Regions from separate parts of the Homo sapiens genome. Here region 1 is linked to region 2. Evidence: chromatin loops called from intact Hi-C (ENCODE). Cell type or tissue: PC-9. All regions are shown on one strand. Links, peaks and the distances in the headings refer to the core of each region. The heading gives the core; the rest is flanking DNA.

What was found. Hi-C counts contacts between places; a loop is a spot of excess contacts. Peaks named below come from ENCODE experiments on the same cell type or tissue, not always from the same donor. Only the 100,000 strongest peaks of a DNase experiment are listed, where the experiment ranks them.
Region 1: a loop joins it to region 2, with 13 times the contacts of the local background. A loop is called at or near these places in 3 of 110 quality-filtered maps.

Annotation. Positions count from the first base shown.
Region 1 is chr11:128,025,629-128,028,553 of GRCh38, forward strand. No RefSeq gene overlaps it. Among named protein-coding and RNA genes, the nearest start is that of LINC02725, 69 kb to the right of the region's middle. In PC-9, for the core only: no CTCF peak of the experiment used is centred there; a DNase peak (open chromatin) is centred at 1,163.
Region 2 is chr11:127,861,106-127,864,030 of GRCh38, forward strand. No RefSeq gene overlaps it. Among named protein-coding and RNA genes, the nearest start is that of LINC02725, 230 kb to the right of the region's middle. In PC-9, for the core only: no CTCF peak of the experiment used is centred there; no DNase peak of the experiment used is centred there.

The DNA of each region.
Region 1 (2,925 bases), core at 212-2,711, 160 kb after region 2:
GCTTCTCTAGTAGGTCTAAATTATTTAAATCATCAATTTTCAAACATGTCTAAACTTGAAAAAATTTTAACAAAATATTGTAATGAAGCCAATAATAATAATAATAAAAGCAATAAATATTGCAAGTATTAATACAACAGATGGATACCTCAGTGTGACAGTTTCAGGAGTGAAGGGCGTTTCCCCATAGCTGCTAGCAGCTGACTGCCTCAGCTTTCAGACCTCTTTGACGACTGCCTTGGCTGAAGAAAATTGTTTCACCCAAAGTCACACATCTCCTTCTCAGGGCAGGCTTCATCTAAAGCTTGATCAATGCAGGGTTATAAAGATGTGGCTCCCTTGTTCCAATTCATGACAACTCCAGTGAACCAGCCTAGCTCTCAAGCTTCCTATGGCATTGGCTGTGAGGCTTCCTTGCAAATCAACTCAACTTTCTGTCCAATCTTGCTTCCTCTCCCTCTTTCCCCCATGTGTTGATCCAACAATACTCTCTGATACACATTCTGCTCTCTTATCTCTGCCTCAGGGTCTGCTTCCTGGGAACCTACTTGTGATTTTAACTAACATTCATTGCAACCTATTGCTTCAGGATCTGTGATAGGCTTTCCGCATGCATCATCTCATTTAACCCCTTTAACAGTCTTGCACAGGAAGGTAAAATGGGGTACAGGATAATATTGTAGGTACAGCACTCCCCCATATCTGTGGGGAATATGTTTCAAGACCCCCAGTGGATGCCCAGTGGGGAATATGTTTCAAGACCCCCAGTATGAAACCTGATTGCTGTCAATTGGAACATATTTTTGTTCGTGTCTTCCATGCAGAAATTTAGTGCCTTTTCTACCTTAACTAAGGACTTATCATGCACCGTAGCCAAAACTTTTGCAGTGTGAGAGGTGGCAGCAAAACCAGCATCATTTGTCCCCCTTCTTCACAATGCAATGGATAGAAAATTCGTTCCTACCAGAAATCTCAGTCACCTCAGCAAACAACTTTTTTTCTTTCCTTATTAAGTTAACCTTTCTACTTGAAGGAAGCCTTTTATGACGCTCTTTGGCATATGTGAACTGCCAACGTGACTACTCTTGCATTTTGGGGCCATTATGAAGTGAAATAAGGTTGACTCAAATACAAACACTGTAATGTTGCAATAGTGCATCTGATAATGAAGACAGCCACTAAGTGACTCACGGGAGAGCATTGTAGACAGCGTGGACACGCTGGACAAAGGCATGATTCACATCCCGGGAGGGAGAGGGACAGCACAAGATTTCTTCATGCTACTCAGAACAGTGTGCAGTTTAAAACATATAAGTTATTTATTTCTGGAATTTTCCATTTAATATTTTTGGCTCTTGATTGACCTTGGGTCACTGGAACAGCAGAAAGCAAAACCACAGCTAAAGAGCATTATTGTCTTGGCATCAGCTAGACCAGGTCATCCTACTGCATTAGAACTTAGTATAGAATCTTGGGCAATATTTTATTTTTTCTAATCCTGTTTTCTCATGAGTGAAATAAGCCTTATTAATAGAACTAAGTTTTGATGCCTCTTGGAAACATTAAATAACATATTTTCAAGGGGAAGCATCCCAATTGCAGTAAGTTTTACATGAATTCAACTCTACATCTCCGGTGAGGTTTTTTTTGCACCATTTATATTATGTAGGCAGTGGAAATAATCCTGCCTAAATAATCAGCAGAGTATAATAGTAATAAAAGGAACTCTATGATCTACCTGCTTGGGCCCATGTCCACTGTCACATCGTGCCAGATTTTCCACCTGTAAAAGGAAGATAACAATAGTAACTACCATGGCATGTTTTGAAGATTGAATAATTTGATATATGTGAAGCTCTCAGAATAGAACCTGACACATAGTAAAGTTACTAAAATATCACTGCATGTTGGATAAAGATACAGCTTTTGTTTAAAGGTAAAGAATGAATTGTAAGGGCTTTTGACCATTGATATGGAGGTACCATCGGTATTCAGATGGCCAGGAAAGACAGGTAAAGTTATTTCACCAACCCATTGGAGGGCAAAACTAAAACATCAGCTGAGGCTCGCTGAGAATTGCTGACTTGAAACGAGATAGGAGAGCTCATACAAGTCTAAATTCCCAAACCCTGTAAAAAGTAATAACCTTTTCTGAGAACTTGGCATTTTCAGGGCTGCGTTTGCCTGTTTTGCATTGCTATAAAGGAATACCTTACACTGGGTAATTTATAAATAAAAGAGGTTTATTTGGCTCATGGTTCTGCAGGCTGCATAAGCGTGGCATCAGTATCTGCTCAGCTTCCGGGGAGTTCTCAGGAAGCTTCCAGTCAAGGCAGAAGGCAAAGGAGGAGCAGGCACATGACACAGTGAGAGCTGAAGCAGGAAAGAGGAAGAAAGAGGAAGGAGGGAGGCCCCAGACTCTTTTAAACAACCAGATCTCACATGAACCAACAGAGTGAGAACTCACATTGCTGCAAGGACAGCAGGAAGCCATCATGAGGGATCCGCCCCAGGACCCAGACACTAAAGAAAAGTGTCATCAGGCTCCACTTCCAAATCTGGGGATCACATTTCAACATGAGATTTGGAGGAGACAAACATCCAAACTATATCGGGATCATTTTAAATGTATATATACTTCCCTTATTCATGAACTGACTCTAGAATTTAATGCTCTTGTAAACAGTATTTCTTCTATAAAACAGTACTTGTCATGATAAATGTAAATAATTGATTTATTAATATTAAATAAATATAAAGCACTTAAAATGATGCCAAGCACATGGTCATTGCTATAAGAAATTTAGTAATGATTATTGTTATCCCCATTTTACAAATTGAAGCATATAGATGCTGAATAATACAATCCATCCCAGTTATCTGTCTTAAAACTCTGGGATCTTATCCACTTTGCTCCATTTCAAA
Region 2 (2,925 bases), core at 171-2,670:
AGATTTTTGTCAAATCCTCTTGTGCATCAAGTTATGCATGTGATTTTCTACAGTCTAGATGTAAATTATGAGGACTGCCTTTCCAAGAAGGCTTTTCTTCTTAAAAGGATTCGGGGACATTAATCACCCTGTCTTATAAGGTACCATGATTGATGTGGTTGGTCCTCTGGCATGCAAGATTATTAGCATGGACATTCCTGTTCACCTTTCTTGATGTCATACAGACTTATTTTTCTGGAAAACCCAAGTTAATAAAGATTATATCCCGCTCCCGAGTACAACCACTGCTACTGACAAAGAAAGAAAGTTCAAGCTTTGCTAATGTCATTGTCAAATTGGATTTGATTTATTTAGAAAGGCAGTTGAGCTGGAGAGATGGCCTAAGTTAAAGTTGGGGAATTAGCTTGTTATTGTAGCTTCTCTAGACAATTATTTTTTTCTGCCTTATGTATGTAAGTATAGACCAACATTGTCTCTCAGTTTTCAACTTTGGAAACTGAGAATAGAAAAACCTTAATTATAACCAATCATGCGAAGTTAAAATCAAAGCCAAGACATGTAGCCAAAGAGTGGACCGCAAAGATAATGTTTAATCATGTCTGAGACTCAGTTTGATCTTGATGAAAGTAGAGAGGTAGAAGGAAGAGAGCGTTTTAACTTACTGCTTTAAAATTCTGGGTGGAACTGGCTGGGCTGCATGCCTGTAATCTCAGCACTTTGGGAGGCAGAGGCAGGTGGATCACCCAAGGTCAGGAGTTTGAGACCAGCCTGGCCAACATGACAAAACCCCGTCTTTACTAAAAATACAAAAATTTTCCAGGCGTAGTAGCACGTGCCTGTAATCACAGCTACTTGGGAGGCTGAGGCAGGAGAATCGCTTGAACCTGAGAGGTAGAGGTTGCAGTGAACCAAGATCATGCCGGTTGCAGTGAGCTGAGATTGTGCCATTGCACTCCAGCATGGGCAACAGAACGAGACTCTGTCTCAAAAACAAGCAAACAAAATTCTGGGTGAAACTATGTACTCAACAGCACCATGTACCAAAACATAACCCAATCTGGGGACTTGTGGAGATGAATGCTCGGGAATTTCTGTGATGATTTTTAAATCCTTTTTGTTGTCTTCAAGATATTAAAGATTATCAAAGATTATTTCTTCTGTAAATTATTCATAGTCATACCACAAAATGTGTTAATAATGACTAAAATTCATTAGGATTCACTGGCTCATGAAAACAAAGGAGATCCATTAACAATGATTAAAAATTTTCATTACCATCTACAAAACAACCCAATCACTTGAAACAATCTCTCCTGGCCAAAGTCTTTCCCACTTATTACTTGGAGGCCATGGGGGTACTTGTATGGCAGACATACCTGACAGCAATATCTTAAGCATAACCTGAGAATGACCCTACAATCTAAGAAGAGCGTGTTGTTGGTTCCTAGCTAAGGAATCTAGGGGTGGCCAGCCTGAAGATTCATTCCTTATCTATGAGAAACATCTGAATGCCCAGCCCATCCCATGGAATGTAAGCCACACGGGTTGGAGTCCCTTTGTTTTGGGATGGTTGCCAGGTGGAGGTTGCTAGGGGGAGGGTGCTAAGTGAAAATGCTATATAACTGAATTTTTTAAATGATATTAATACTTTATTGTTTAAATATGTTTTTATTTTTTTATTATTATTATACTTTAAGTTCTAGGGTACATGTGCACAACATGCAGGTTTGCTACATAGGTGTACATATGCCATGTTGTTTTGCTGCACCCATCAACTCATCTTTTACATTAGGTATTTCTCCTAATGCTATCCCTCCTCCAGCCCCCAACCCCCCAGCAGGCCCCAGTGTGGTGTGTGATGTTCCCCTCCCTGTGTCCATGTGTTCTTATTGTTTAACTCCCACTTATGAGTGAGAACGTGCAGTGTTTAGTTTTCTGTCCTTGTGATATTTTGCTGAGAATGATGGTTTCCAGCTTCATCCATGTCCCTGCAAAGGACATGAACTCATCCTTTTTTTTGTGGCTGCATATTATTCCATGGTGTATATGTGCCACATTTTCTTTATCCAGTCTATCATTGATGGACATTTGTGTTGGTTCCAAGTCTTTGCTATTGTGAATAGTGCTGCAATAAACATACGTGTGCATGTGTCTTTATAGTAGTATGATTTACAAATCTTTGGGTATATACCCAGTAATGGGATGGCTCGGTCAAATGGTATTTCTAGTTCTATGTTTTTTATAAGGGATTGTGGTTTTCCTATCCAGCCCACTGCCAGTGGATTGCCTTATATGTAAGTCACCTCAATAAACCTTTGTCTTGTTCACTGGCTCTGGGTCTCTTTTTTGGCCTCTCGAATATGGTCCCATCTCTACAGAAGTCAGTAGTGGTGCTGCACAACAGTACTTCACACCTCTTCACCAAGAGCCCTATGGTATTTTCCCTCCAGCTTTCTCCAGTGTCACATTGACTTAAGTAACCCCTTTATAACCAGGAAATCCTATTTAAGAAGAAGATTAAGACCTATCCATGTTTTTATGTGGTAAGATTATATCAATTAAAAAATGACAATGAAGAGATTTTAATAGTGTCTGTAAGCCTTTGCGAGAACTTTTGTTTTTACTTTTTAATTTCTTCTCTTTTTTTTTTGTTTTTTATTGTTTGTTTGTGTGTGTATGTGTGTGTGTGTGTGTGTGTGTATTTTGTTTGGTTTTGTTTTTACCATGAAGGCCCTTAGGGTTTTCTATGACACTACCAAGTACTCTAAGATAATATTGGCTGTCACCCTCTGAAGAGGCAACCTAGTGCATCGTACGGAGATGGGGAAGTCTTCTGCCAATTCAAAGGAGAGTGATCATGGGTAGGAACTGTGCCAAGGATTTACATATTTTTTCATGTAAAGATTAGAGCTTAAAAAGAAGCCT